Regions from separate parts of the Homo sapiens genome. Here all the other regions are linked to region 2. Evidence: chromatin contacts called from ENCODE Hi-C or POLR2A ChIA-PET data. All regions are on one chromosome and are shown on one strand. The core of a region is the stretch at or near the end of the contact, and the rest is flanking DNA. Distances in the headings are between cores, read along the strand shown.

Evidence for each region. A loop is a pair of places that touch in the nucleus more often than their neighbours do. ChIA-PET counts read pairs that join two places held with the same protein, here RNA polymerase II (POLR2A). Pooled maps may share reads with other maps.
Region 1: a map of CD8-positive, alpha-beta T cell shows a loop between it and region 2 (22-fold over the local background). The contact joins the promoter of ATXN2-AS here to the promoter of FAM222A in region 2. A Hi-C loop is called at or near these places in 1 of 168 maps with a recorded cell type or tissue (CD8-positive, alpha-beta T cell), 1 of 37 single-sample maps with no recorded cell type and 4 of 50 pooled maps. POLR2A ChIA-PET finds 5 or more read pairs at or near these places in 1 of 52 experiments (T-cell).
Region 3: a loop to region 2 is called in a map of CD8-positive, alpha-beta T cell, with 5 times the contacts of the local background. The contact joins the promoter of FICD here to the promoter of FAM222A in region 2. A Hi-C loop is called at or near these places in 2 of 168 maps with a recorded cell type or tissue (CD8-positive, alpha-beta T cell and naive thymus-derived CD4-positive, alpha-beta T cell), 1 of 37 single-sample maps with no recorded cell type and 12 of 50 pooled maps.
Region 4: a loop to region 2 is called in a map of CD4-positive, alpha-beta T cell, with 13 times the contacts of the local background. The contact joins the promoter of ACAD10 here to the promoter of FAM222A in region 2. A Hi-C loop is called at or near these places in 2 of 168 maps with a recorded cell type or tissue (CD4-positive, alpha-beta T cell and CD8-positive, alpha-beta T cell) and 6 of 50 pooled maps.

The regions. Positions count from the first base shown.
Region 1 is chr12:111,594,574-111,601,128 of GRCh38, forward strand. ATXN2-AS (ATXN2 antisense RNA) reads left to right here and starts at 4,925. Exons shown (of 2, transcript NR_146497.1): 1 at 4,925-4,980; 2 at 5,255-5,682. It overlaps ATXN2 (ataxin 2), which reads right to left and starts at 4,742. Exons shown (of 25, transcript NM_001372574.1): 1 at 4,211-4,742. The coding sequence starts at 4,461. RefSeq lists silencers at 3,387-3,516, 4,107-4,156, 4,247-4,416, 4,477-4,786 and an enhancer at 5,247-5,476.
Region 2 is chr12:109,710,599-109,717,650 of GRCh38, forward strand. FAM222A (family with sequence similarity 222 member A) reads left to right here and starts at 3,227. Exons shown (of 3, transcript NM_032829.3): 1 at 3,227-4,299. RefSeq lists an enhancer at 1,689-2,252 and silencers at 2,958-3,287, 3,318-3,367.
Region 3 is chr12:108,510,945-108,517,440 of GRCh38, forward strand. It overlaps FICD (FIC domain protein adenylyltransferase), which reads left to right and starts at 4,333. Exons shown (of 3, transcript NM_007076.3): 1 at 4,333-4,417; 2 at 5,971-6,329. The coding sequence starts at 6,029. RefSeq lists a silencer at 2,123-2,308 and enhancers at 3,805-3,864, 5,767-6,267, 5,956-6,055, 6,268-6,496.
Region 4 is chr12:111,684,598-111,691,257 of GRCh38, forward strand. ACAD10 (acyl-CoA dehydrogenase family member 10) reads left to right here and starts at 1,456. Exons shown (of 21, transcript NM_025247.6): 1 at 1,456-1,642. BRAP (BRCA1 associated protein) reads right to left here and starts at 1,359. Exons shown (of 12, transcript NM_006768.5): 1 at 1,114-1,359. The coding sequence starts at 1,195. RefSeq lists enhancers at 1-383, 384-1,085, 1,086-1,787 and a silencer at 1,132-1,231.

The sequences.
Region 1 (6,555 bases), core at 3,675-6,174, 1.9 Mb after region 2:
ATTTTATTCAGACTGAATCCTGTATCCCAAGCAATTCTAATGTCATATTATTTAGGTTTAGGAATAGAGTAACAATTGTAAATCCATATTTTTATTTTTAATGGGGAAGGGAATGTAGAAGAAGAAGAGTCAACCAGCGAAAATTCCCAATAGTGCCATGAAATTACAAAAAAGTTACCAAAAATAACTTGGTCATAGGCTAGCAGCTAATAAAAAACACTTTCAGATGAAAAAGAAAGGTTAACAACAACAACAAAGCTTTAGAACAGTTCCTCAGGAATTTCATTCCTGCACTTTACTCAGTACTATCAGCACGACAGATAAACCAAGTACCCTCATTAATAATAATGGTTACAGGTTTCAAAACATCTTCACATATATTACCTTATTAAATCCTCAGAGGAACCAAATTAAACTCAAATATCAATAATCCAGTAACTAACAAAAGCACTTAATAATATATGCACTTGACAGTAAAAATGCAATTTTTCCTTTAAAAATTCCCCACAATATTTGACAAACTACAAAGAAACCATTCCATGGAAGAGCAACCTTCTTGACACTGGAAGTAATACAAGTCTTCTAAAGAATAATAGAGCACCGCTAGCAAGAGCCATAAAAATCCTGAAGCCCTCTGAACTAGTAAAACCACTCTTGGTAACTTTCTCTAAGGAAATAATTACACTGAAGCAAAAAGCTATTTAAAAATGTTCACTGCACCACTATCTATAACAAAAAAGTGGAAACCCAATTCCCAACAATAGAATGGTTAAGTAAAAACCTTACAGCCGGGCGCAGTGGCTCACGCCTGCAATCCCAGCACTTTGGGAGGCCGAGGCGGGCGCATCACCTGAGGTCGGTAGTACGAGACCAAACTGGCCAACATGGTGAAACCTTGTCTCTACCAAAAATACAAAAATTAGCCAAGCGTGGTGGAACATTCCTGTAGCCCCAGCTACTCAAGAGGCTGAGGTGGGAGAATCGCTTGAACCCAGGAGTCAGAGGCTGCAGTGAGCTGAGATCGTACCACTGCACTTCAGACTGGGCAAACACCGAGACTCTGTCTCAAAAAAAAAAAAAAAAATTTACATTTACAATACAACGTTCAGGGGAAAAAAGCTAACTACAAAATAACATACACAATCACCTCTACTACATAAAAATGAAAAGGTAAAAAGCAAAAATAAGAATTAGACTGATGGTTGGGGGCAGTGGCTCATTCCTGCCTGTAATCCTGGCACTTTGGGAGGCCGAGGCTGGCGAATCACTTGAGGTCAGGAGGAGTTCGAGACCAGCCTGGCCAACATGGTGAAACCCCATCTCTACTAAAAATACAAAAATTGGCCAGGGGCAGTAGCTCACGCCTGTAATCCCAGCACTTTGGGAGGCCAAGGCAGGCGGATCACTTGAGGTCAGGAGTTCGAGACCAGCCTGGCCAACATGGCAAAATCCCGTCCTCACTAAAAATACAAAAAAATTAGCCAGGTGTGGTAGCACGAACCTGTAATCCCAGCTACTGGGGAGGCTGAGGCTGGAGAATCACTTAAATGAACCCAGGAGACAGAGACTGCAGTAAGCTGAGATCAGGCCACTGCACTCCAGCCTGGGCGACAGAGTGAGATTCCATCCAAAACACACACACACACACACACACACACACACACACACACACAAAATTAGATTACAGTAAAATTATGTTCTAATATTGTGATTACATTATCTTTCCTAAAACAGCCACCTTCAAAAATATATATAACAAAGAACAAAATAAATCACTTCTGAAAGTCATGAAAAACTATTCACACACACACACACAAAGTCAAATTATGAAATGTTTCTTAAAGCAGATGTGAATTTCCAGACTTTCAAGCATATTTTGCTATCTCGAAACTTGTCAAACCGAATGCTGCATTTTTTTTCACCCTTGCTCTCAGAGACTTATTTTCACTGTTGATACGCACAAACCTAAGTGAGGAGATTCTAGAAGCTGAAACTTATTTACAAGGAATGCAGGAAAGTGATTCAAATTCAAAGTAATTCTACAAGTACATTAACGATCTGTTCAAGAATAAAACTTCACATTACACAAATCCAACACAGTAAACAAAATTTCACCTATTCATCAGAAAGAATAAGGGCTGCCATTTAGGTCTCAAGTAAAAGAACTTAAAGCAAGGAAAAATCTAAATTAACCTTAAATTGTTGTAAAGCCTCAAGGAACAGAAAAAAGACCTTGTGGTACTAAAACATTCCAAATATCTTTGATCACTCAAACTACTCAGGAGCAAATTCTCTTATAATCTAATTTTTAAGCCTAGTAGTCAATGCAACTTAATAACCTTAGTTTTAATGTTTATATATTTGAACATGTTGAATTATCTGCCAAATCTCTTCCTAATACCTAAGAAAGTAAAAACAGAATACATCCTTTTCTATAAAAGTTGTATTTTAAATTTTTTCATTTTTCGCTAGATGCCAACGAAAAAGGGAAACTGAAGTTACCCTACTTGGGGAAACGATCACTTCATCTGAACTAGTTTGGCTAAGTAGTGTTTGGGATGCTTCAGACTCAGAGAAGGGGAAGGGGGGGCGGGGCGTGTAAAGTCAAATAACCGACTGTTTCCGCCCCCTTTGAAGGCAGCAGAATTCCTTAAAAACCAGCTGATTCCTCTTGATGGGGAATTTCTGCTGTAAATAAAAATTCTTTGGAAATGGGTTGCTGAAAATGTGTTTTCAAAAAGAAAACTCGGGTGAATGAAAAATCCTCTTATTCCACCTTCCAAAGCCCAAGATGCCTATTTAAGGAGGACGCCGGTCACCCGCCGTCAAGCCGGCGGCCTAGGCCTAAAGAAGGCACAGTAGTGCCTACAACACGGATGGACTTGAGGCACAAGGGAAATGGACTTGCGTGCCCTTGGTAAGCTCTGGCGGCACTCCCGAAGTTAAGGACACCGGCCACAATGGAATGGAGTCTATTGACGTTTCCTTCTCCCTTTGAACACTAAGCATTTTCTTAGTTCGTGAAATACGAACTGACAACCGCCCGCCACCCCCAACAGGCCCTCCTGCACAAACACACCCTCGAGTCAAACCCAGTTAGCCGGGACAACACTGAGCCCCCAGCCCCTACTACAACCCCGGCTTAGGAGGGAAAAAGACGCTAGTAAACACCCGCCTTTCTGCCTTCAGGAACCCGACCACGTCCCCTGCTGCAATCTCTCTCTCCTAGCATTTCCGAAATTGGGGCGGGGGTTGGGATAAGTGCGCAGGGTGCCCGCCCCCTGCCACCAGCACCGCCACCCCGGATCTCCAGGGTCCAGCCTGGGTCCAGCCCTCACCCACCGATGTTCCACAGGCGCCTTCTCCACTGCGGCCTCGAACAGCAATGCGGATCGGCCACCACCCGCGCGCCGGAGAGGTCTGGCGGGGGAAGGAGGAAGGCCGGGACGGGGCCGGGCACTCCCCACCCCTTCCCTTCCCCAGGTGGGGGAGGGTGGAACGCTGCCGGAGGCCACATGGAGCCCCACGATTTCAGGGGAGTTCGGGAGCCCCCGCCGCCGCCTCGGACACGAACGCAGAGGGGTGCGGGGGCCAAGGCCCACTTGTCTCCACCCCGTCCTCCGATCTTTCCCAGGACTCGGAGGGGGCGGGGAGAGAGCCCCGACAGACCCTGATGATTCCGGAGGAGCCCGGTGCCTACCCCTTTAACCGGCACGGGGGACGCGGCCCTAACTTCTCCCCTCCAGAGATGTCCCCCATGGAGGGGGACATGTTCCGGAAAACGCCACCACAGCCTCCAGACCCCTCCAACGTTCACACCTAAACCGGGAGTGGAGGAGCTGCCCGAGCATCCCCACGCTGCGGGCGGAGGATCGTGCGGAAGGGGGAGCCGGGGCTGACCATCGCCGCTACCCGAGAACCCCTCCCAACACGCGTGGGGAGGGGAGGCCGCCCGCTCCCTCCATCTTGACCGCCGGGGGAGGGGGCGGGGATGCTGCGGGAGGCTGGACAGGCCTGACAATCCCAGAGGACCCCGGCTGCGCCCACCGGCCGAGCCTCGGGGCTCAGGCCCGAGCGAGTCTCCCCCGCGCTGCCGGCCCCCAGCCCACCCCGGGTAGCCCGGCGGGTCACGGGGCGGGGACGGCGGCGCGGGCCGCGGGGGAGGGGACGCCGGGCCCGGAGCGGAGGGGGCTGGGGTGCCGACACCCACCTGCCCAGGCCGGGCCTCCCGCCGCCGGAGGTCGCCGCGACCACCGAGGAGGGAGCCGTGGCCGAGGACGAGGAGACCGAGGACGAGGACGGCGAAGGCGCGGCGGCGGGCGACGCTAGAAGGCCGCTGCCGCCGGGCTTGCGGACATTGGCAGCCGCGGGCGGCGGCTGCTGCTGCTGCTGCTGCTGCTGCTGTTGCTGCTGCTGCTGCTGCTGCTGCTGCTGCTGCTGCTGCTGGGGCTTCAGCGACATGGTGAGGGGCCCATACACCGGCTCGCACGCCGGGCGGGGACAGCCGGGAGCCGGGCGCGCCAAGGAGACGCCGGAACGCGGCGGGGACGCGCGGGCGCCGAGCGGGGAGGCGCGGGTTGGCGCGGCCGGAGGGGCGCCCGGGCTGGCGAGGGGGAGAAGGAGGACGACGAAGGGGCGGGGAGGCCCGCCGAGACCAAGGAGCCGCCGGGAGCCGGGCCGAAACGCGCCGCCGCCGTTGCCGTTGCTACCAAAACAGTCTGAGGCGGAGGGAGGCGAGCTCTGCCGGGAGGGAGGGGGGCCGGGGCCGGGCGGGGGAGGGGCGGCGGAGGGATACGGTCCCGGGGCCGCGCCACCGCCGCCCCGCCCGCTCCGCCGCGCCGGCCGCTGGAGCGAGCGCCACCCGGGCCACCTGGCTGCGGCGAAGCGGCGAGACTCGGTGGCCACCGCGGGACTCCGAGGAGCTGCGGCCGCTGAGCGCATCGGAGGGCGGGCGCGCCGAGGCGCCGGGTGGGAGCGGAGGTGCGGATAGGGACTCTTTACCGGAAGTCGGAGGGGTCAGACGGAAGCAGAACGTGAGGTGGCCCCGGGGCCGGGAGGGACACGTGAGGAGCGGGCGGCGCGCTGGGTTGCTTTCTCGGGGGTCGGGTGAGGGCCAGGCGGCGGTCCCTACCCGGATCCGCCTTCCTCAAGGCGGGTCTGCCCTTCGGGGAGGGCGTGTCGGTCTCAGCCTCTGGGGCCTGCCTGGTGTGGAGGACAGGAGAGAAGCATTTCTTCTCCTACTGTATTCCTTCAGCATCTTCACTTCTGCGGGGACCTAGTTTGCCCCCACCTGATGCAACCCAGAAAATGGACTGACTGCGAGTGCCTTGGGGCGGAGAATGTGTCTTGCTACGTGTAAAGCACCTAGAACCCTGCCAGATTCAGGGGACACAGCATCCTGCCGTTTTCCTGCCGTCCCCCGCCCGCCACACAGTAGGCGCTCCAGTGGCTCGGGGCATCTACCAGGCAGGCCGCGCTGTCCTGCCCTGCCGGGGCTGGAGTGGAGCAACCCTCCGGGGCCACCCACATCTGGGTACCTTTTCCCCACTTTTTCCACCCCAGCCGCGCACAGTCACCAGAAAACTCTTTTAGGTATCTGACCTTCATTTGAACCTATGTTCCCTCACTTGAACTTCTTTTTCCTCATTCATGAGATTCTAAAGGAAATATATGGGATTGGGACTGGTAGAACTACGGATAATGGGATCTCCCTCGGTAGAGACAGAGCCGACCTCAAAACAATGTGCGAACTTTAGACCTTGGACCCTTTAGAAGTTTTAATTTAACTTACCCAGCCAGCACAGTAGACTCTTTTTAAAATGTGTTGCAGTTAAACTGGAAGCAAGTAGAAAGTAGGTAACTTTTTTTTTTTTTTTTGAGCAGTGAATCTATTGTTTTTTAAAGTGAAATGACTTCAGGAAATAATAGGGGAAGAAACACCAAAATTCCCCTCAATGTCCTAGAACTGTCCAGATAAAGGTAAAGACTTAGATAAACGTGGAGAATGATTGAACCAGCAGTTTTCAGTAGTCCAACTGAAATTAACCTCCTAGATAGTCCAGGCAAAAATGATCATTGTATTCTGCCAATGTAGGAAATCAGTTTTATTTCCCATCTAAGGTAAAAAGTAGATCAAGGGACCATTGCAAAACCCTTTAAAAATTAACCTAGCCTAGCCAACATGGTGAAACCCCGTCTCTACCAAAAATATAAAAATTAGCCGGGTGTGGTGGTGGGCGCCTGTAATCCCAGCTACTCGGGAGGCTGATACAGGAGAATTGCTTGAATCCGGGAGGTGGAGGTTGCAGTCAGCCGAGATCATGCACTCCAGCCTGGGCGACAGAGCGAGACTCCGTCTCAAAAAATAAATAAATAAATAAATAAATAAAGTAACCTAAAGGAAACTGGAACTAAAAAACCAGTTGAAACAAAAAAATACCTGTACCCGGCTGTGGTACAGGCCAGGGCTGCTGTGAGGGGAAGCTCCTGGAGAGGGTGACATGGGGCAGGGACCCAAATGAGCATGGGCATGAGGATCCTGGGGAGAAACGCTCC
Region 2 (7,052 bases), core at 1,977-4,476:
ACTGAGGCACAGAGCGGCTGAGTCATATGGCTAGTAGCCCAGTCAGCCTGACTCTACTCCCTTCTCTTAATTCTCCTCCTCTACGTGAAAACAAAACAAAACAAAAACTTGGGCCACATTCATTCAGTGATTCAGAGATTAAGTCAACAGACCTTCATTGAGTGCTGACTCTATGTCAGGCCTGTGCTAGGGAATAAAATGAACTGAATGCAGCCTTTGCCCTGGAAAAGCCCTCAGGCCAGTGGGAAGCCTGACAAAGAAGTGGGCCATTATAACACACACTGGACACATCTGTGAAGGGGGAAGTGCTCCAGCCTGGAGCAGGGTAGTCAGGGAAGGCTTCCTGGAGGAGGCAGCACTTTGGCTGAACTCTGAAGGAGGAGCAAGAGTTAGCTACCTGGAGGGAGGGCATTCTAGGTAGAAGGAACAGCATAAGCAATGACCTGGAGGTGAGAGAGGCACGTGCAAGGATTTGTAGGTATTTCAGCAAGGTTGGTGTGTGGGAGGCAAACAAGAACAGTGAGAGATGAGATGCCCTCTGCCCCCTGCCCCCTCAGGGCCTGTCGGACCCCTGGCCAGAGCCAGTGTTCCGGGGCTGGCCTGCCTGGTGGTTTTATGGACCGTGGCAAATCCATCTTGACACTGTCTCCAATCACATAATGCAGTTATTGGAGTCGACCAAGAGCAAAGGCACGAGGGTCTGATCTCAGGGAGATGGGCATATGGGGTAGGGGGGCACTGGGAGTGTGGGGAGTGGGGCAGAGCATCTTACGGGGCATTCACCTGCCTGGAGGGGAGCGACAGGCATCTGGAAGGCTCTGACCTCTCCTGCTGGACAGCTGCCTTGGAGCCTGCTGCTGTCGGAAATTCCACCATGAGCACATCGTGGACTCATAGAACTTCAGAGATGGAGGGGTCTTTTGAGATCTTCTCGACCTGGGGTTGTCAGCCCTGGCTGTATCAGGAACCACATAGGAGCTTTGGAAACTGCTGTCCCACCAAGGAGAGTCTGATTGGTAGGGCTGGGGTTTGGGTCCTACCCTCCATTTCATGGCAGGGGAAACTGAGGTCCAGAGAAGAGAAGAAACTCCCCTCAAGGTTGCACACGGTCAGACAGTGGCTGCCACAAGGTGCAATAAATCAACGTCAGGGCTCTGGACTTTGGTTCTGTCATTTGTGTGACCTTGGGTAAGTCATGTGGCCTTCCTCTGCTGTAGGATGTGCATAGTGATCGTATATACCTTATAGGGTTTCTGCGAGGGTAAAAGGAGTTATGTGAGATAAATAGCAGTGAGCCCATGCCTGACACACAGTAGGTGTGAAGTCATGGTGACCTACAATGAAAAAAATCCCAAACTTTTGACAGGCTGTGGTGCGAACTGCTGCCTTCTTCTCCTCTTCGCGATCTCTCTCATTTCCCAGGGTTTGCTTGTTACTGTCCCTCGCCCTGTCCTCAGCTGAAGTCTGGTCTCCCCACCTGTCCACACGCTGGGTCCACCCATCCAGTCGCCCCGGCCGCCCTCCCTGACGTCCCCGCAGCCCTGGCTGCTGGCCCGAGCGGGAAGCAGCTGGAGGCATAACACATTTCCAGGTAAATCCCCACCCCCACCTTCAGCCTGGGGAGGGAAGGGGAGGAGATGGGGGCGGCCGCGGAGAAATAGAGCGGAGCTGCTGGGAACAGCGCGCCGAGCAGCCGCTTAGAGGCCTGAAACAGGGCCAGCTCCTGTCCTAGATAAGGCGGCGGGTGACCCACTTGGGCCGGCCCTGGAGGTCCGCCGCGGGCGCCTCTCCCGGCGGGGTGGGTTGGCTCCTGGAAGTAGGCTAGGGCCCGTCTATAATCAGCCCGTCCGCTGGATACGCTCCCCAGGGTCTCCAAAGCCCTCCAGCCCGGGTGAGTACAGAGGGCATTTATTGAGCACTTAATGTGTGTTTTGAGTCCTTTACATGCAAGAATTCATTTTGCCCTCAAATCTACGCTGTAAGGTAGGAATTATGATGCCCCCCATTTCACAGACAAGAAACTGAGGCGCAGACCCGTGAAGGTAAATGGCCAAGACCAACAACCAGCAAGGGCAGGGCTGCAATCCCACCCAGTTTCGGTGGGACTCCAGGTATCACACGGGCATAGCCTGAGGGGTGGGGGGTCTGACTGCTGCTCTGCATTTCTGTGGGGATCTTTGTTATTATCCCGGAAAGCTGGCTTCCTACAGTGCTGTGTGATGGACACACAGCAACTGAGGGAACTGCCCCACCCAGGACTCAATTTCCCCATCTGTAAATGAGACTGCTAGACGGGCCGCCCATGGGCTGTGAGAACCCAGGAAGCTTCTTTAAAAGTAAAAGGGAAAGCACAGTATAGTTTGATAGATTCATATTTGAACCCCAGGTTGATGTGAAACTATGCCTCAGTTTCCCTATCTATTAAGTGGGGGAGTAGGCTAGTGCCTGTCTCCTGTGGGCGTGGGGTACGTCTAGAAGGTGTAGCTTGCAAATTGCTCAGCGCTGTGCTGGGTTATATAGTTAGCGCTCCACAGATCACAACTGTGATGCCAAAAACACATCGCTGCCAAAAATAAGCCTTAGGACAAAAACATCCAGGACCATGTCACTTCACATCTCCTTACCTCAGTTTCCTCTGTAAGTTGGAAGTATAATAATAGTACCTACCGTATCAGTTTTCTCATCTGTAAAATGGGGGTGATAGTAATACCCACTCACACGGTGTTGTGAGGATTAGATAAAATACTTTGCTACATAAGTGTTAGCTATAGTTGTTATTTTTAACAAATTCCTCATGAGGTTGGTTTTTGCCAAGATTAAATGAAATAATGCCGATAATGCACTTATACAGTGCCTTGTCCCAAATATGTGATCAGTAAATGACACTGGTTTTGCCACCCCTAGTGGGACTACAAAAACCAGCACGCCCTGCGCCCCCAGTCGGGGCCCCTCCACCCGGCGCCGGCGCGCAGCATGCCGGGAGTTGCAGTCCTCGCGAGGCAAGTTCCGCCTCGTCCCTGCTTGGGGGAGGAGGTTGGAGAGCCGCCCTGCCGGCCTTTGAATTTTGCCGCGAAAAGCGCGCGTGGCGGCCCCCGGCTCCGCCCCTCGCAGGACGCGGTGCCGCGTCACCCTGGTAACCGCCTCTCAGCCGCCGCTGATTGGGCTGGGCCGCGGGGGGCGGGCGGGGGACGAGACGCGGGGGCTGCTGCCGGCGCTCGCGCCTGTCAGTCGGGCCAGAGCGGAGCAGCGGGCAGGACTGCCTGGCCGGCTGCTCCGCGGAGAGGCTGCGCGCGCCGGCCGGGGGAGGCGGACAGCCGGGCCCGGCGCCTGTGGGGCGCGGCGCGCGGCACCCGGGCCTGAGACCAGGCGAGGCGCCGGCGCGCGCCAGACGGCGCGAGGCTGCGGCCCCGGGAGCCCCCGCGCGCCGCCCGGGGCCATGGGCGCGTGAGAGCCCAGCGCGCGCGGCCCCTGCTGCGGCTTGCGAGCTCGCACACCCGGTGCACAGTCCCCCGGGCCGTCCTCGTGTCCGTCCTGCGCCACTGGGATCGGCTGTTTCTCAGCGCCGAGGCCCCCGAGGCTGCATCCGAGCTTGCGTCGCCCGCTGCCGCCGCCGCCGCCGCTGCCGCCGCCGCTGTTCGCCGGCTTCCCCTCCCCCCACACCCGGGGCTCAGAGCAGGAGGAGGAGGGGCCGGTGCATTCTCGCCGCTGTTCTTTGCAACCTGCAGGGGCCGGTGTATGTCCGGCGAGGAGCCGGGGCCGCTGCGGGTGCGTGCAACCCCCGAAGGAGACAATCCCTCCACCTCGGGGCGAACCCGGGGGCTGCAAGCCGCGGGCGGGCGGGCGAGCGAGAGGAAGCAACAAAGACAGGCTGCAGCTGGGGCTGGCGAAAGGGGCCGCGGCCGCCGGGCTCCCAGCGCGGGCGGAGAGGGCGCCCTGGGAGCGGCGCGGGCCGAGCTGCAGCCTTGAGCGGGGCCCCGAGGGGAGGCGCAGCGCCGCCCGCCGGACGTGGCGATCACGGGCCCCGGCGAAGATGCGTCGCCTGAGCGCCCGCGCGGCCCCCGTCCGGGGCGGGCGTGACCCCTGCTGAACGGAGACCTCCCCTCCCCCCCGACTTCGGACGGCGCAGGCCGGCGCCAGGATAGCCCTCACCGACAGCGCCCCTTCCCACCCGGAGAGAGGCATCGACCCCCAAGGAGGGCTTCGTCAGGCAGCCTCTGCCACTCCTGCATGGCTGCGACCCGTCGAGCGGAGCGTCGTGGTAGCTGAGACCTGGTGCCCTTCGACGGCCTGGCTGATCCGGTGAGTTGTGCGGGGCGGGGTTCTGCGCTGGAGCTGGGGGCACCCCCTGGCGTCCGGGCAGCCAGGATTGGACAGAAGGGGTCCTAGGCTGTTGGGGGTCCTGAAGCAGAGATAACCCTTGTCCGCCCCTTTCCTCCCTCCAAACACAACTTGTTCAGATGGGCCAGCCGATGGGAGTGGAGGTTGGGGGGCCCATTCGGATTCCGCGGGACCCTGGGCGGGTTGGTTGCCAGAGAGGAAAGGTCACCCCACCCGTAAAGCTAACAAAGGTATTGGCTGTGTCATCCGAAAATTCCCCGGGAACTCCAGTGTCTTGGAAGGGCTGGGGGGTGGGGGGCACCCAGGATGGGAAAACGTTGAGGGTCTCCCGAGCAGCCTCTGAGATCTTCAAGGGAAATCACCTCAGAGGGGGATTTGGGGTTCCAGAAACGCAGGTGGCCACGTTTGAGAATTGTGCCCCATGGGGCTAGACCTTAGAGCCCTCGTTCAAACCACGTTCCCACAAATAACTCGCAGGGACGGTAGGTTCCCCAGTGGGGGCACGACATGACGTCAAACCTTAGCCTCTGATGTCACTGGGGTTGCCGTGGCAACACCACTTGCCTTGACCCAAGGCCGGAGGGGGCGGGGTCGTGGTAACAAGGGGCGGGGCTGGATGCCTTTGGGTAGTGGAGGGGTGAAGGCGGACTCCCCCCACCCCTACCATTGCAGTCCTCTGACCTAAATCCTTAGCGCCCCATAAGGTGGGGGAGGGAGGCAGTGCCAGCTGTCCCTGTTGATGCTCCTCCCCGCAAGGACAGGTGTTCAGAGCTTTGCCCATGTAGCCTGGCCTGTGCCTCGGGGCTCAGGCCTCCCAGACAGAGCAACTTTCTGTTTTGAAAAGAGATGCTATAGAAGAGACCTCCCTGAACCCCACCATGTACCCAGCTGGCAGGCTGAAGTTCCCAGGGTCCCCAGAGAGATGTGGGCCTCCGGCCCTCCAATAGGCTACTTCTGCTGGGGAAAATGTGGGTGCCCCTCCCCCAGCCAAGGAAGGTGCAGAGGAGCTGCTGCCTGCTGCACCCCTAGTCCAGGGGCTCCCCATGCTGTTCTACCCCAAGGTCAGGGGCCTTGGCCAACCTGGAACTCCTGATTGCCCCCTGCTCCTTCTGGTGTTTAAGAGGATTTCAACGAGCATATTGTGAGGCTGCTTAAGTGAATGGCGGGCAAGTGAGGCCCATCAGTGCCAAGGTCTGAATAAACTGTGTCTCTGTCAGGGCACCCCCAACCAACACACACCCCAGTACTGGCACGCTTCCCTGCAAAGGCCCAGAGAACCCCCAGCAAGCATCCTGCTGCTGGCTCTGGGATTCGTCTAGGTCCCTTCCAGCAATTATTGCCAGTGTCGGGTGCTGGTGAAACTGCTGTGATCACATTTCTAGGAAAAGGTTCGAAAACTGTCATTGCCTCAGCAGCGTGGGGCGGGGTAAGAGCAGAGAAAGTGTGTGTTCGGGTCATTAGGAGAAGCCAGGCCCCAGTCTATGCAGCGAGCATTTTCCCTGCTCTTCTACCAAGCTCTCTAGCTAGATTAACAGGTCAATAAATATCGGTGGAGCTGCTTTTGGGGGCTTGGCAGGGAGATGGTATTTCCAGCTGAAATGGTGTCGTTAAACACACAAGCTTCCAAGGACAGAGGAGCAACAGCAGATTGGGGGAGAGCCGGGAGAGGTGGGCAGAAGGGCTGTTTGCGCTGCCTCTCGAAGCTTCCCAGTTTAGAAACAAACTCGGAGTGCGCGCCAGAGATTCACAAACACAGGCAGTTGGAGGCCCTCTGCCGAGTATTTACACTTCCACAGCCAAGGCAGAGGGAAAGGCTGTCAGAATTGGGCAATTCCTTCTGTTCCCTTCCCTCATCTCCCTGGGCTTGGCACTCAGCGTGCCAGACGATGAGCAGGAGGGAGTGCCAGCTTTCTCAGCATCTCCCTATATGCCAGGCGTTTTACATGATCTCAGTTACTCCTTGGAGTGGCTCATACGCTGTGGCCCATTTTATAGCTAATGAAACTGAGGCTTAAACAGAGGAAGTGATGGGCTACAGGTGATCAGCCAGGCAGCTGCAGAGGTTCGGTCCTGAATTGCCCTCCTGGCTCCAGAGTCCTTGTGTCTTACCACCTCCTCCCATGGGGTTTGGGGGACACTCCTACTTATTGGACAGGGGTCCCTGCAGGCATCAGAGGCTATCAGCCATGGAGGGGGAGTCTGGCCCCACCAAGATGCTTTGTCCACACCAAAAGGCAGATTTGAATCCTCTCTTCCTATGACCTACAGGTCAGCGTTGAGTAGATTAACAACTTCCGCCCGGCCTTGTGGTCTGTCTGGTCCCCTCACCCCCAGGACTCCTTTCTCCAGCACTAGGGGAAAGAAGGTGTAGCTTGAAACTCGCTCCTTGTCACCTGCCCTTCTGGGCTTGCTTGGAGGGAGGCGGTGAAGCTGCCCCTGGCCGCCCCAGGGACCTTCTTGGGATGTAGATGGAGCAAGGGCAAACTAGTAGATGAGGTTCCTGACCCAGCCTGAGGGTCAAAAAGCCCTAGAGGAGAGGTGGCACATGAGTCATGAAGAGGACAAATAGGAATGTGCCAGACAGGAGTGAGAAGACTGTTCTGGGTGGCCGGAGTGGCCCTGGAGCAGCCAGTGATGTGTGTGGGCCCTCGTGCCTGATGGGGAAAGGGGCAGCCGTGAGTGGCTGTGTCCTGGAGCCTTAGGTGGATAGGGAA
Region 3 (6,496 bases), core at 3,083-5,582, 1.2 Mb before region 2:
TTTAAGAAATAAAATAGTTGTTCAACAGGTGAAAAGCAGTTACGTTTAATTTTTTCCAAGTAAGAAGTACCACTTCCCCAAATGATTTGCTTTGAAAACAACACTCATCTGCATGTCTGAGTTTTGAAATATTGGTGATTTGAGACCATACGACATGAGAAACATCCTGAGGCCAGAACACAAGCCTTTAGCCCAGGGACACTCACATGGGGTCCCCCAAGCCCTGTTTCTTGGGGATGCCTCAGAAACTGGGTCTGACCCCACCAGGTATGTCTTTTCTTTTTTTTTTTTTTTTTTGAGACGGAGTCTCGCTCTGTTGCCCAGGCTGGAGTGCAGTGGTGCGATCTCAGCTCACTGCAAGCTCCGCCTCCCGGGTTCACGCCATTCTCCTGCCTCAGCCTCCCGAGTAGCTCGGACTACAGGCGCCCATCACCACGCCAGGCTAATTTTTTGTATTTTTAGTAGAGACGGGGTTTCACTGTGTTAGCCTGGATGATCTCGATCGCCTGACGTCGTGATCTGCCCGCCTCGGCCTCCCAAAGTGCTGGGATTACAGGTGTGAGCCACCGCGCCTGGCCCCCACCAGGTATGTTTTAAAAGGAGGATTAATCAGTAGCAGGGAGAAGGGCTGCTGGGCTCTCTTTTTCAGCCACAGCATTAAGTTAGACAGAGAAAAAAAAATCAGGGGTGGGGAAAGATGAGAGAAATGAAGAAGCAAGAACAGGTGTGGTGTATTTTCTTTTTAATGAAGTTGAGTCATTCTGCAGCCAACTCAATGCCATGTAGCCTCAAGCCGGGGAGTTTTGTTTTTCCTAAGCAATAGAATCCGACTCTGCCAGCAAGAAGCGCTTGACTGCTGTTCCTTAAACATGCAGAAGGGTTTTTTGTCTTGTTTTGTTTTGCATAATGGACATATTTCCCATGCAGCCACTTTCTGGGTTCTTTGTCATGTGTCAAGGTAAGCGTTTAGAAAACTCCTCCGTGGGCCACGGGGAGGCAATTTTCACCTAGTACAGAATGCTTAAGATGGAGAAAGCCAACTTTTCAATATCGCTTCAGGGACCATATTTTGTGCATTCAACACAGCTGAATGCAGACAAAGTCGAGAGTTAAAATTTTTTGAGTGTAAACTCCTGACAAGGAGATTGAAGGAGGGAAGTGATGTCAGGTGAATTACTGCCCCCTGGTGGCCAGACACAGTAATGGGCTCATTTTGCTGTAATAGTCCTTTGAGTCTTTTCTTCCTGCGTTCCCCTGCCATCTTCCACTACCGGCTACAAAGGGGTTACAATCTGGCGGCCCTGGAAAGCCAGCCGGCAGCCATGCCAACTGCCTTAAAATCTGGAGATACTGCTTAAAAAATCTAGGCCTCACATTTATTTTGAAAAATTGAAAACTCTATCCACTTTTAGACTGCATCCCAGCTAATAAATACGGGTTCGAGCTGAGAAGCTGCTGCCCACTTTAGACAAGGCATGTGCTCTCAAATCTGCCATACTCCCCACCTCTACCTATTGTCTCATGGCCAGGAAGCTTTGCTCATTAGCAGTTCCTGCATAGCCTCTGGATTTACTACTCGTAGCCTAAGCTAATTAAAGACTTAACAAAGAGAGGAGGGTGCCTTTAGAAGCAGAGGACTACATTGCTTTATACCTGGGTGTGGACAGGGGTCCACTAGTCCCTTAATACCCAGCTCAGTGAGGATAAGTGACTTGTTCAAGGTCACCCAGCCAGCAAGCGGTGGGCCTTGCATTTCAACGCACATCTGTCTGACCCCAGAGCTTCACTGTTTTCTAACATACTGTCACCCATAAGCTGGCTGCCTACCAGGCCCTCCTCTGGGGAAGGTTTTTACAATGACATTACTACTTGGGCCATCAGGAAGTGCAATTCAGAGGACTCCAAGAGAAAAATGTTTATGACCTTGGTTGAAAAGATTAAAAACGAGAAGCCACCAAAATAATCACCACCCTGATTTTGTTCCTTAAAAACTATGGATCTTCTGGCCAGGCGCGGTGGCTCAAGCCTGTAATCCCAGCACTTTGGGAGGCCAAGGCAGGTGGACCACTTGAGGTCAGGAGTTGAAGACCAGCCTGGCCAACAGAATGAAACCCCGTGTCTATTAAAAATACAAAAAAATTAGCCGGGTGCAGTGGCACATGCCTGTAATCCCAGCTACTCAGGAGGCTGACGCAGGAGAATCGCTTGAACCCAGAAGGTAGAGATTGCAGTGAGCCAAGATCACACCACTGCACTCCAGCCTGGGTGACAGAGCAAGACTCTGTCTCAAAAACAAACAAACAAACAAAAAAACAATTAGCCTGTGTGTGCCTGTAGTCCCAGCTACTAGGGAAGCTGAGATGGGAGGATCACTTAAACCCAGGACATGGAGGTTGCAGTGAGCCAAGATCATGCCACTGCACTCCAGCCTGGGCAACAGAGTGAGATCCTATTTCAAAAAAGATAGATAGGTGATAGATAGATAGATAGATAGATAGATAGATAGATAGATAGATAGTTTGCTCTGTGCCAGATGTATAGAATCTCATTTCACCCTCACATAAAACCTTGTGAAGTGGTAATATCATCACACTGTGCACAGTTTACAGAAAAGCCTAGACAGATGATCAACAAGATCAAGTCACTTGCTGAATGTGATTCAGTTTGCAAGGGGCAGAACTGGGATTTGAACCCAGGTCTGTGTGACTCCCAACAGTGACACCCCACAACCACCACCTAGCCCTGCCTCCAAGAGCAATACACGTCACAGAGGAGGTCAGATCTTGAAGCATCAAGCCTTCTGCAAATCCTGAACTGGATGCCAAAAGCAAGGTAGGCTGTTTGTCCCCATTTTACAAGTGGGGAAAGTGAGGCTAGGAGTAACGTGCCCAAGGTGACACGGAGAGTAAATGGCAAAGTCTGAATTTGAGCTCAGGTCTCTTTGACTCCCCAGAATCTGAACTGCTAACTTCTAAATGCTTAGCGTTTCTGGGGCACCTCCCTAGATGTTTAATTTCAGTATTTGTGGATTAAGATGGAGGTTTCCATTCTCTGCTTCAAGGAAAAAATTTCTCTCTGGGAAGCCAAAAGAACTAGCCAGGTCCTTCTGGAGAGGATACAAATTAAAAAGTCAGGGAGAACCGAGGGGGTGGCTTGCGCCTGTAATCTTAGCGCTTTGGGAAGCCGAGATGGAGGGAGAGCTTAAGGTCAAGAGTTCGAGACCAGCCCGGGCGACATAGTGAGACCCGGTCTCTAAAGAAAATAAAAAATCAGAAATAGGTCGGGCGCGATGGCTCACGCCTGTAATCCCAGCACTTTGGGAGGCCGAGGCAGGCGAATCTTCTGAGGTCAGGAGTTCGAGACCAGCCTGGCCAACGTGGTGAAACCCCATCTCTACTAAAAATACACAAATTAGGCGGGCGTGGTGATGCGCGCCTGTAATCCCAGCTACTCGGGAGGCTGAGGCAGGAGAATCGCTTCAACCTGGGAGGCGGAGGTTGCAGTGGGCCAAGATCGTGCCACTTCCCTCCAGCCTGGGCAACAGAGTGCGATTCCGTCTCAAAAAAAAAGAAAGAAAGCAAGACAGAGAGAGAGAAAAAAAAAGAAAGAAAGAAAGAAAAGAAAAGAAAAGAAAATTCGCCGGGCATGGTGGCATGCACCTGTAGTCCCAGCTACTCGGGAGGCTGAGATGGGAGGATTGCTTGAGCCCAGGAGGTGGAGGCTGCAGTGAGCTGCAATTGCTCCACCGCACTCCAGCCTGGGCGACACAACGAGACCCTGTATTTTATAAGAAAAAAAAAAGTTGTTTAAGTCAGGGAGGAAAAGACACAGAGAGGAAAAGAGTAAAGAAGAAGAAGGCGGCAAACTCAGCAGCATGGGGTGGAGGCTAAGAACAGGGGCTGCGCAGTCAAGCAGGCTAACCGGGTGAAGGGGTGAAAAGCATCAGCATCTTCATTTCACAACCGGGAAAAATGAGGCACACGACAGCGGCTCCGGGACGAAGAGACCCGAGGAAAAGACCGCCGTGGAACTTCCAGTTTCCGGGCCCGCCACCTAGTGTGCCCCAAATCCGCACGCCCATCGGGTTTCCAGCACCTGCTCCTCCTGCCTGTGGCCTAGGCCCCGCCCCTCCCGCTGCTTATTGGCTGCTACGTGAACGAGACAAACGCAAGCAACAACCAATGGGAGTGGCCCACGGCGCGTCTTTCCCGGGGAAGCCGACGCGGACGCGGGAACCCGGAAATGCGAGGGAAGGACAAGTGGGGAAAGCCAATCCGCCGCGACGAGGGCTGCGGGCGGTTCAATGGCAAGTCGCCGGGGGCGGGGCCAGAGGCCGGCGGAGAAGGAGGACCCGGGAGCCGGCGGCCCGGAGCTGGGAGCGCGGGGAAGGCGGTTGGGGTTCTGACAGCTGCGCGCGGTGAGAAGGGGAAAAGCCCTAGGGGCTCGAGAGGATGAAGCCGGGAAGGGTGCGACGGGGCCGCGAGCCCTGGGCGGGGTTCGGGAAGGGAGGCTCTGCAGTCTTGGAGGGGACTCAGACCGGTCCCCTCCCCTCTCCGGGCCTCAGTTCTCCCTTTCTAGGGAAGTGTGGGGGAGAGATTCGCGCCTCCCAGAACGCACTCCTTCCCTGCACACACCCCTGGCACCGGCGAACTGCCCCCTTTCCTGTACCGCCCCGCCCAGGAGCCTGTCCCCTCGGGAAGCCCGCCCAGACCCCTGGACCCGCGCAGCACTCCAGGCGCACCCCTATTAAAGCGCACCCCAAGCCATTTCACATGTTCTGTGGCAATGGGCCAGGATCCCCATGAGACTCAGAACCCCGTGATCCATCAGTCATTCCCGGGTCAGGACCAGCCCAGAGCAGGTGCACAGGCCCTGCTTAGTAATAAGGTAGAAATCGAGACCTGGGGACCGGGTTCAGAGGCCCTGGGGTTTCCTTCCGGATGCCTCTGTTTACCTCCTGTGGGCCTTCTGGAATTTAACTTATGCTCTCTGTGTCTTGGTTTCCCTTGTCTGTAAAATGGAGCTAGCGGTAGCTCTTCCTTCATAGGGTGGCATGAGGGTGAAACGAGGCAATGCGTGGCCAGTACACTGCTCAGCACCTAGGACACCATAGTTGCTTAATAAGTGCTTATTGTTAGCATAGTGTTTGCATGCCTGGCCCCACCTCCACTCCCACTGCCAGCCCCAAGCACATACAAGCCATGTTGTCACTGAGGCCAAGCACTGTGGCCCACAGCCTGAGTTCCTTTCGAGATGCTCGAACTGCTCATCTTCTTGATGGGGTCCCTTCTGGACAGGCCAGAAATGGAAGGCCAGAGAGGGGAAGGGCACTGTGGGAGCTGTGGCTGAATATCAGGGTGAGGGCAATAAATGAGGCCACCCAACAATTGTGCTTATCAAAGATTGGGCGTCAGAACTGCTGTGGCTGATCTGCCTGGGTGTCTGTCAGTCATTTATGTCCCAAATGTTTGACATATGTCCACAAATCCAGTGTTTGTGGTCAGAAGCCACAGGGATATATGGGAAGGGGGGACACTTTAGAGCCGTGGGGTTCCTGAGTTCAAGTCCTAAGGCTGTCACTTGCTCCCGGCGAGACTTTCGGCAAGGGACTTCACCTCTCTGAACCTCAGTTCCCTCACCTGGAGAAGGGTGAAAACATCAGCTCAAGTCGTTGAAGATTGCAGGAGGTGACCCATGTGAGGCATTTGGTGCTTAGCACACGGCCTGGATTATGGCAAGTGCTCATTAATTGTTGGACCACAGCAGTGTTTTCACATTCATACTGCCCAGGAGGTGGCACCAGTCCTTCTAGGCTGGCCCCTCCTCTAGTGAGATCCAGTCCTTGACTTGCCCCCACCCCATCTCTCTAGTGAGCTAAAAGAGCAGAAGTCTCCAAACCCATCTTCCCAGCTGAAGTCACACTATGTCCTGAACGTGTCTGTTTCTCCTGCGACTCTTGGCTCCTTGCAGATCCTGCTCTCTCTCAGCCGCCTGTGGACATGCGCAAAGGGCCCTCTCCTGAGTCCAGATGATGCTCATACCAATGGCTTCAGTGATGGCGGTGACTGAACCGAAATGGGTCTCGGTCTGGAGCCGCTTCCTCTGGGTGACGCTGCTGAGCATGGTGCTGGGGTCCCTGCTGGCCCTGCTGCTGCCGCTGGGGGCTGTGGAGGAGCAGTGCTTGGCTGTGCTCAAAGGCCTCTACCTGCTCAGGAGCAAACCGGACAGGGCGCAGCATGCCGCCACCAAGTGCACCAGCCCGTCCACGGAGCTCAGCATCACCTCCAGGGGCGCGACGCTGCTGGTGGCCAAGACCAAGGCCTCTCCAGGTAAGACAGACTGGCCGTCTTCCTCAATGCTTGTTAACTGGATAGACAGACATAGAATGTGTCATGTCCTGTATGTGGGGCATCGGGGTATTGTGAACAAGTCAGCCCTGAGCTCCTAGTATAGACAAGGTGATGTGACTGAGACAGTGTCACAAGTGTGGTGATGG
Region 4 (6,660 bases), core at 206-2,705, 2.0 Mb after region 2:
GCCATTAAAACAGAGACGCTGTCTGATTCAGCACACAAGGAAGGCTCCAGCAGATATGAGCATAAGTTTTTTTTTTGTTTTTTTTTTTGAAATGGACTTTATCTCTTGTCGCCCAGGCTGGAGTGCAGTGCCACAATCTTGGCTCACCGCAACCTCCACCTCCCGGGTTCAAGCGATTCTCCTGCCTCAGCCTCCCCAGTAGCTGGGATTACAGGCACCTGTCACCACGCCCAGCTAATTTTTGTATTTTTAGTACAGACAGGGTTTCACCATGTTGGCCAGGCTGGTCTTGAACTCTCAACCTCAGGTGACCCGCCCGCCTCGGCCTCCCAAAGTGTGAGGATTACAGGCGTGAGCCACCGCGCCCGGCCAAGTATTTCTTGAATGAATGTTAGTTAATTATCTGAGGACCAAGGAACAGAGCCAGAGCTGCATTCCCCACTAAGGAGCTTCCTCACTTGTGTTAATGGTGTAAAAAGCTCAGACTCAAGTCCAGCTCACTGAGTTAGAATCCCAGTTTCACCCATTACAGATAACCTTGGGCAAATCAATTAATCACTAAGCTTCAGTTTCCCAATGTGTAAGAGGTACATGTCACATCCATCTGCCTCTTAGGGCTGTTGCAAAGATAATTAAAGAATACAATACACAAAAGGTGCTTAGTACAGTGCTGGGATATAGGAAGTGTCCAAATTTTAGTTATGACTATGGTTAGGGGGCACTTCAATGGATATCGTTCCAAAAGGGAACAATTTAATTAACCCAGGGACCGTCCAGCGTTGCTGGGGACCCAGTCCCTGCCTTTACGAAGCCCATAGGGAAGCAAGTGAGACAAACACACCACTCGACTATCTCGAGAGGGAGACGCGCCAGGTATAAACTAAATGCCCTCAGACGGCACAGGGAGGGAGGTTCGGGGCAGGGCTTCCCTGAGATAACAAACGGGAAGGCCTCTCAAAGGCGGATGGGAAAGAGAGGGATCCCGATTACCTCTCCGTGTCTTCCTGGGCAACAGCCCTCGCCGCGGGCTTTTCCCGGGCCAGTGCTTTGGGAAGGGAAGCCCTCCGGGCCCAGACCCGGCTACAGGGAATGCGGCGAGGCCGCGGGACTCACCCGCGGCGCTGAAGCCGAAGCCGGCGGGGACAGGCGAGTGTTCCGCGAGCTCCAATCGGATAACAACCAGTGACACACTCATAGGGCAGGCGCTGGCCGGCGCGGGCCCCGGCGGGCTCAGGCGAGGCTGGAAGGCGAGCCGAGAGGCCGAGCGGCCCGGGGCCGGCAGCGCCGCCACCACCTCAATGCAGTTGCCGCCGCCTCAGCAGCAGCAGCTCCTCGAACAGCCCTCGGAGCCACAACAACCTCCACTTCCGCCTCCCGGCCGCCGTCGCTGACCTGCGGTTTACGCATGCGCGCAGGACCGCGCACAGCGATTGGGCGGCGTGGCAGGGGTCACCCACTGCTCTTCCGGACGCAATTTTGAGGAGGTCGGAGCGGAAGGACGTCGTGGAGATTGCTTGCGCTGGGGTGCCACACTTAGGCTGAGCTGCAGGTTTTCGCACAGTCGCGAGTTAACCTCTGCTTGCTCCAGAGGCCTCGTCCTAATCCACCTCGGCTGACGGCGCGGGATCCCTGGCTCCGCGAGGTCTCCGAATTGTCCGAGCTATCTGCTATGCAGAACTTTGCCCCTTTTGTTGTGTTTGACTCCTGTCTCTAACCCTAGTCTGGATGGTTTTGTTTCTGTCCCACTTTACAGATAGGTACAACGAGGCTCAGAGAGGTGAAGTTCCTTCTAAGGGGCCGTAGAGAGTGGAGAGTCGATCGCTGTTCAGATAGCGATCTGGCTGGGCGCGGTGGCTCACGCCTGTAATCCCAGCCCAGAGGCTTAGGCGGGCGAATCACCTCAGGTCAGCAGTTCGAGACCAACCTGGCCAACATGGTGAAACCTCGTCTCTACTGAACATACAAAAAATTAGCCGGGCTTGGTGGCGCGCGTCTGTAGTCCAAGCTACTTGGGAGGCTGAGACAGGAGAATCGCTTGAACCCGGGAGGCGGAGGTTGCAGTGAGTCGAGATAGTGCTAGTGCACTCCCGCCTGGGCAACAAGAGCGAAACTCCGTCTCAAAAAAAAGAGAGAAAAGATGGTGATCTGCTGGTTACGAGCATAGTGCTGCAGTTAGACCGGGGTCCTCCTCCCCACCCTGTCACTTCACAAATGTTTACTGAGAGTCTAGACACCCTTGGGATGCTTGAGATACGTTGGCGTATAAGATAAACACAGTTCCTGTCCGTACTATGAGGTTGACCTACATCAGCAGTTGTGCAGTCTTGAACTAGTATAGTCATTGCATAAAGTTGGCATGATATCATGTCCTCATGCAGTTGTGAGGATGAAATGGAATTATGTATATGGAGATAACATTAGCTTTTCTGAGGCTCAGCATTCTTTCCAGTATGTCAGAGTGGCTTTTGTATGTAGATACTGACACAATCAATGCATATGGGACACATACATGACAGGATGCTACTCTAGGTACATTGTATAATGATACATATGTAAGTACATAGTACATTCTAGATGTGTGTGTGTGTGGACATAGTGCGTTCTAGATGTGTGTGTATCTGGACTATGACATGACCACAAGATACATGCGTATATAGATCTTGTGACTACATCCTATGAAATACGTTTCCATATGCCCTGTTTAAATCAGGGTTTCTCAACTCTGCACTATTAACATTTTGGGTCCTGATTATTCTTTTTTGTTTTTGGCAAGGGGGCGGGGTGTCCTGAGCATTGTAGAGTGTTTAGAAACATCCCTGGCCTGACCCACTAGATGTCAGTAGCACCTCTCCCCAGGTGGTGACAACCAATAATGTCTCTGGACCTTTCCAGATGTCTCCTTGGGGTTAGAAAACATAACCCTGTTGAAGAATCACAGGGTTATGTGAAAGTGCATAAACCATACACACATACTGTATGCATAAAACCTATGAGACCTCTTGTGAACTTTTTTAGTATATTACTATAGTAGATAACATTTCAACATGTGCCAGGTACTAATTTGAGTGTTTCATATACCTTGTGTCATGCAATGGTCACAACAACTTTATGAAACTGGTACTATGTCCCTGTTCTACAGAGGAGTAACCTGAGGCTTGGAGGAAGAGTAACTGGCTCAGGATTTCACAGGTAGTAGTGGCAGAGCTGGAACTGAAATTCAGGCAATCTGAATCCAGAACGAACATTCTTTATCTCTTTACCAAACAAACCTTTTTTTTTTTTTGTATTTTGAGACGGAGTCTCACTCTGTCGCCCAGGCTGGAGTGCAGTGGTGCCATCTCGGCTCACTGCAACCTCGGCTTCCTGGGTTCAAGCTTCCTGCCTCAGTCTCCCAAGTAGCTGGGACTACAGGCACACAGCACTGCACCCAGCTGATTTTTGTATTTTTTTTTAGAGATAGGGTTTCACCATGTTGGTCAGACTTGTCTCGAACTCCTGACCTTGTGATCCGCCCACTTCGGCCTCCCAAAGTGCTGGGATGACAGGCGTGAGCCACCGCGCCCGGCCCCCCCAAAGGCATTTTTCGTCTCTACTAAGCCCTCACACAAAATATACAAGTGTGTAAGTAAATTTCTCTTTCTATCATAAACATTGGCCTTGGCATAGGAACGTTAAGTAAAACTGAAAATGCAAATGAACCTTGACATTTTTAGTTTCAAATATTGCCCCCAAATTCAGCAAATTTCCAATTACTGTCGTTGCATGGTGGTATCCTCAGCAGATGGGTGCAGGACCCCCTGCAGATGCCAAAATCTGTGGATGCTCAAGTTCCTGATATACAATGGTGTAGCATTTGTTTATAACCTATGTACACCCTCCTATATGCTTTAACCCATTTCCCATTTAGAAAAAAAAAGTACTTGACTTGGTGTGGTGGCTCACGCCTGCAATCCCAGCACTTTGGGAGGCCGAGGCCGGTGGATCACTTGAGGTCAGGAGTTCGAGACCAGCCTGGCCAACATGGTTAACACCCGTCTCCACTATAAAAATACAAAAAATTAGCTGGATGTGGTGGCGAGCGCCTGTAGTCTCAGCTACTCGGGAGGCTGAGGCAAGAGAATAGCTTGAACCTGGGAGGCGGTTGCAGTGAGCCGAGATCACACCATTGCACTCCAGCCTGGGCGACAGAGCAAGACTCCGTCTCAAAACAAAACAAAAAAAAGAAAGCAAAAAAAGTGCAGCTCGCTGCCAGCACAGTATTCTCAGGGCAAGCAAGATATGAGTTAAGTAATCCCTAGATTGCTTATAATACTGGCTGGGCACGATGGCTCACGCCTGTAATCCCAGCACTTAGGGAGGCCAAGGTGGGTGGATAATGAGGTCAAGAGATCGAGACCATTCTGGCCAACATGGTGAAATCCTGTCTCCAGTAAAAACACAAAAATTAGCCAGGCGTGGTGGCACGCACCTGTAATCCCAGCTACTCGGGAGGCTGAGGCAGGAGAATCGCTTGAACCCAGGAGGTGGAGGTTGCAGTGAGCTCTGATCATGCCACCGCATTCCAGCCTGGTGACAGAGGGAGACTCCATATCAAAAAATATATATATTTAATATATATATCAAATCATATCCATATCAAAATATATAAATATATATACATGCATATATATGTATGTATACCTAAAACAGTGTAAGTACTGTGTAAATAAATAGTTGTTAACCTGTATTTTTTGTTTGCATTTTTTATTGTTGTGTTGTTATTTTTGTTGGTTTTTGTTTGTTTTTGAGATGGAGTCTCACTCTATAACCCCGGCTGGAATGTGGAGTGCAGTGGTGCAATCTTGGTTCACTGCAACCTCCACTTCCCTGGTTCAAGTGATTCTCATGTCCCAGCCTCCCGAGTATCTGGGATTACAGGTGTGCGCCACCACGCCTGGCTAATTTTTTTTCTGTGTTTTTAGTAGAGACGGGGCTTCACAATGTTGACCAGGTTGGTCTCGAACTCTCGACCTCAGGTGATCCGCCTACATTAGCATCCCAAAGTTCTGGGATTACAGGCGTCAGTTACTGTGCCCTTACTGTGTGTGTTTGTTTTGTTTTGTTTTACTTCAAATATTTTCTTCTTTTTTTTTTTTTGAGATGGAGTCTCACTCTGTTGCCCAGGCTGGAGTCCAGTGGCACCATCTCGGCTCACTGCAAGCTCCGCCTCCCCAGTTCACACCATTCTCCTGCCTCAGCCTCTTGAGTAGCTGGGACTACAGGTGCCCACCACCACGCCCGGCTAATTTTTTGTATTTTTAGTAGAGATGGGGTTTCACCGTGTTAGCCAGGATGGTCTCAATCTCCTGACTTTGTGATCCGCCCGCCTCGGCCTCCCAGAGTGCTGGGATTACAGGCGTGAGCCACTGCACCCGGCCTTACTTCGAATATTTTCTATTGTAGTTGGCTGAATCTGCAGATGTGGAACTCACAAATACAGAGGGCTGACTATAGATGAGAAACACATTATATTCAAGATTTACCACTTAAGAGTCCTTTCTCTAGGTGCTTATAGAGGTTGAGTATCCCTTGTCCCAAATGTTTGGAACCAGAAGTAGTTCAGATTTTGGATTTTGATATATCTGCGTATATATAATGAGATATCTTGGGGTTGGGACCCAAGGCTAAACATGAAATTCACTTATATATATATGTTTCATATATATCTTATACACCTAGCCTGATGGTAATTTTATACAATATTTTAAATAATTTTGTGCATGAAACAAAGTTTGTGTTAAGTACTTACGTGTGGAATTTTTCATTGTGGCATCGTGTGGGGGCTCAAAAAGTTTTGGATTTTGGATCATTTCAGGTATCGGATATTTGGATTAGGGATGCTCAACCTCTACAGTTTTTTAGTCCTAGCTGGGCGCCGTGACTCACACCTGTAATTCCAGCACTTTGGGAGGCTGAGGTAGGTGAATCACCTGAGGTCAGGAGTTTGATACCAACCTGACCAACATGGCGAAACCCCATCTCTACTAAAAATACAAAAATTAGCCAGGTATGGTGGTGCGTACCTGTAGTACCTGCTACTCGGGAGGCTGAGGCAGGAGAATCACTTGAACCTGGGAGGCAGAGGTAGCAGTGAGCCAAATTCGTGCCACTACACTCCAGCCTGGGCAACAGAGTGAGACTCTCAAAAAAAAAAAAAAAAAAAGAGTTTCTGATTTTGGAGCATTTCAGATGTCAGATATTTGGATTGGGGATGCTCAAAGTATATAGTTTTGGAGTCCTTTTGGCCCCACTGAATGACTCCTGTAAACTCAGATGCTGTCTTACCAACCTGTTTTGCACTCTCCTGATTTTTAGTAAGCTTTTTAACTGTAGAAATCACATAAAAAGCTTAAAGATTTTCATGAAGAAAATAGAATTTGCCTTCATTATTTTGGTTTTTTTCCCCATCTTTTTATTTCAAGCTTATAGAAAAGTCAAAAGAAGTTACAGTGATCTCCCGTTATACCTTTCATCTAGACTCACTATTAATGTCTGGCCATGTTTGGTTTTCTCTATACACGAGTGTATATAGGTATGCATCTGTATACGTGTACATGTATGTATGTGTGTTGTGTGTGTCTTTTTTTTTCCTGAACCTTTTGAAAGTAAGTTTGAGGAACA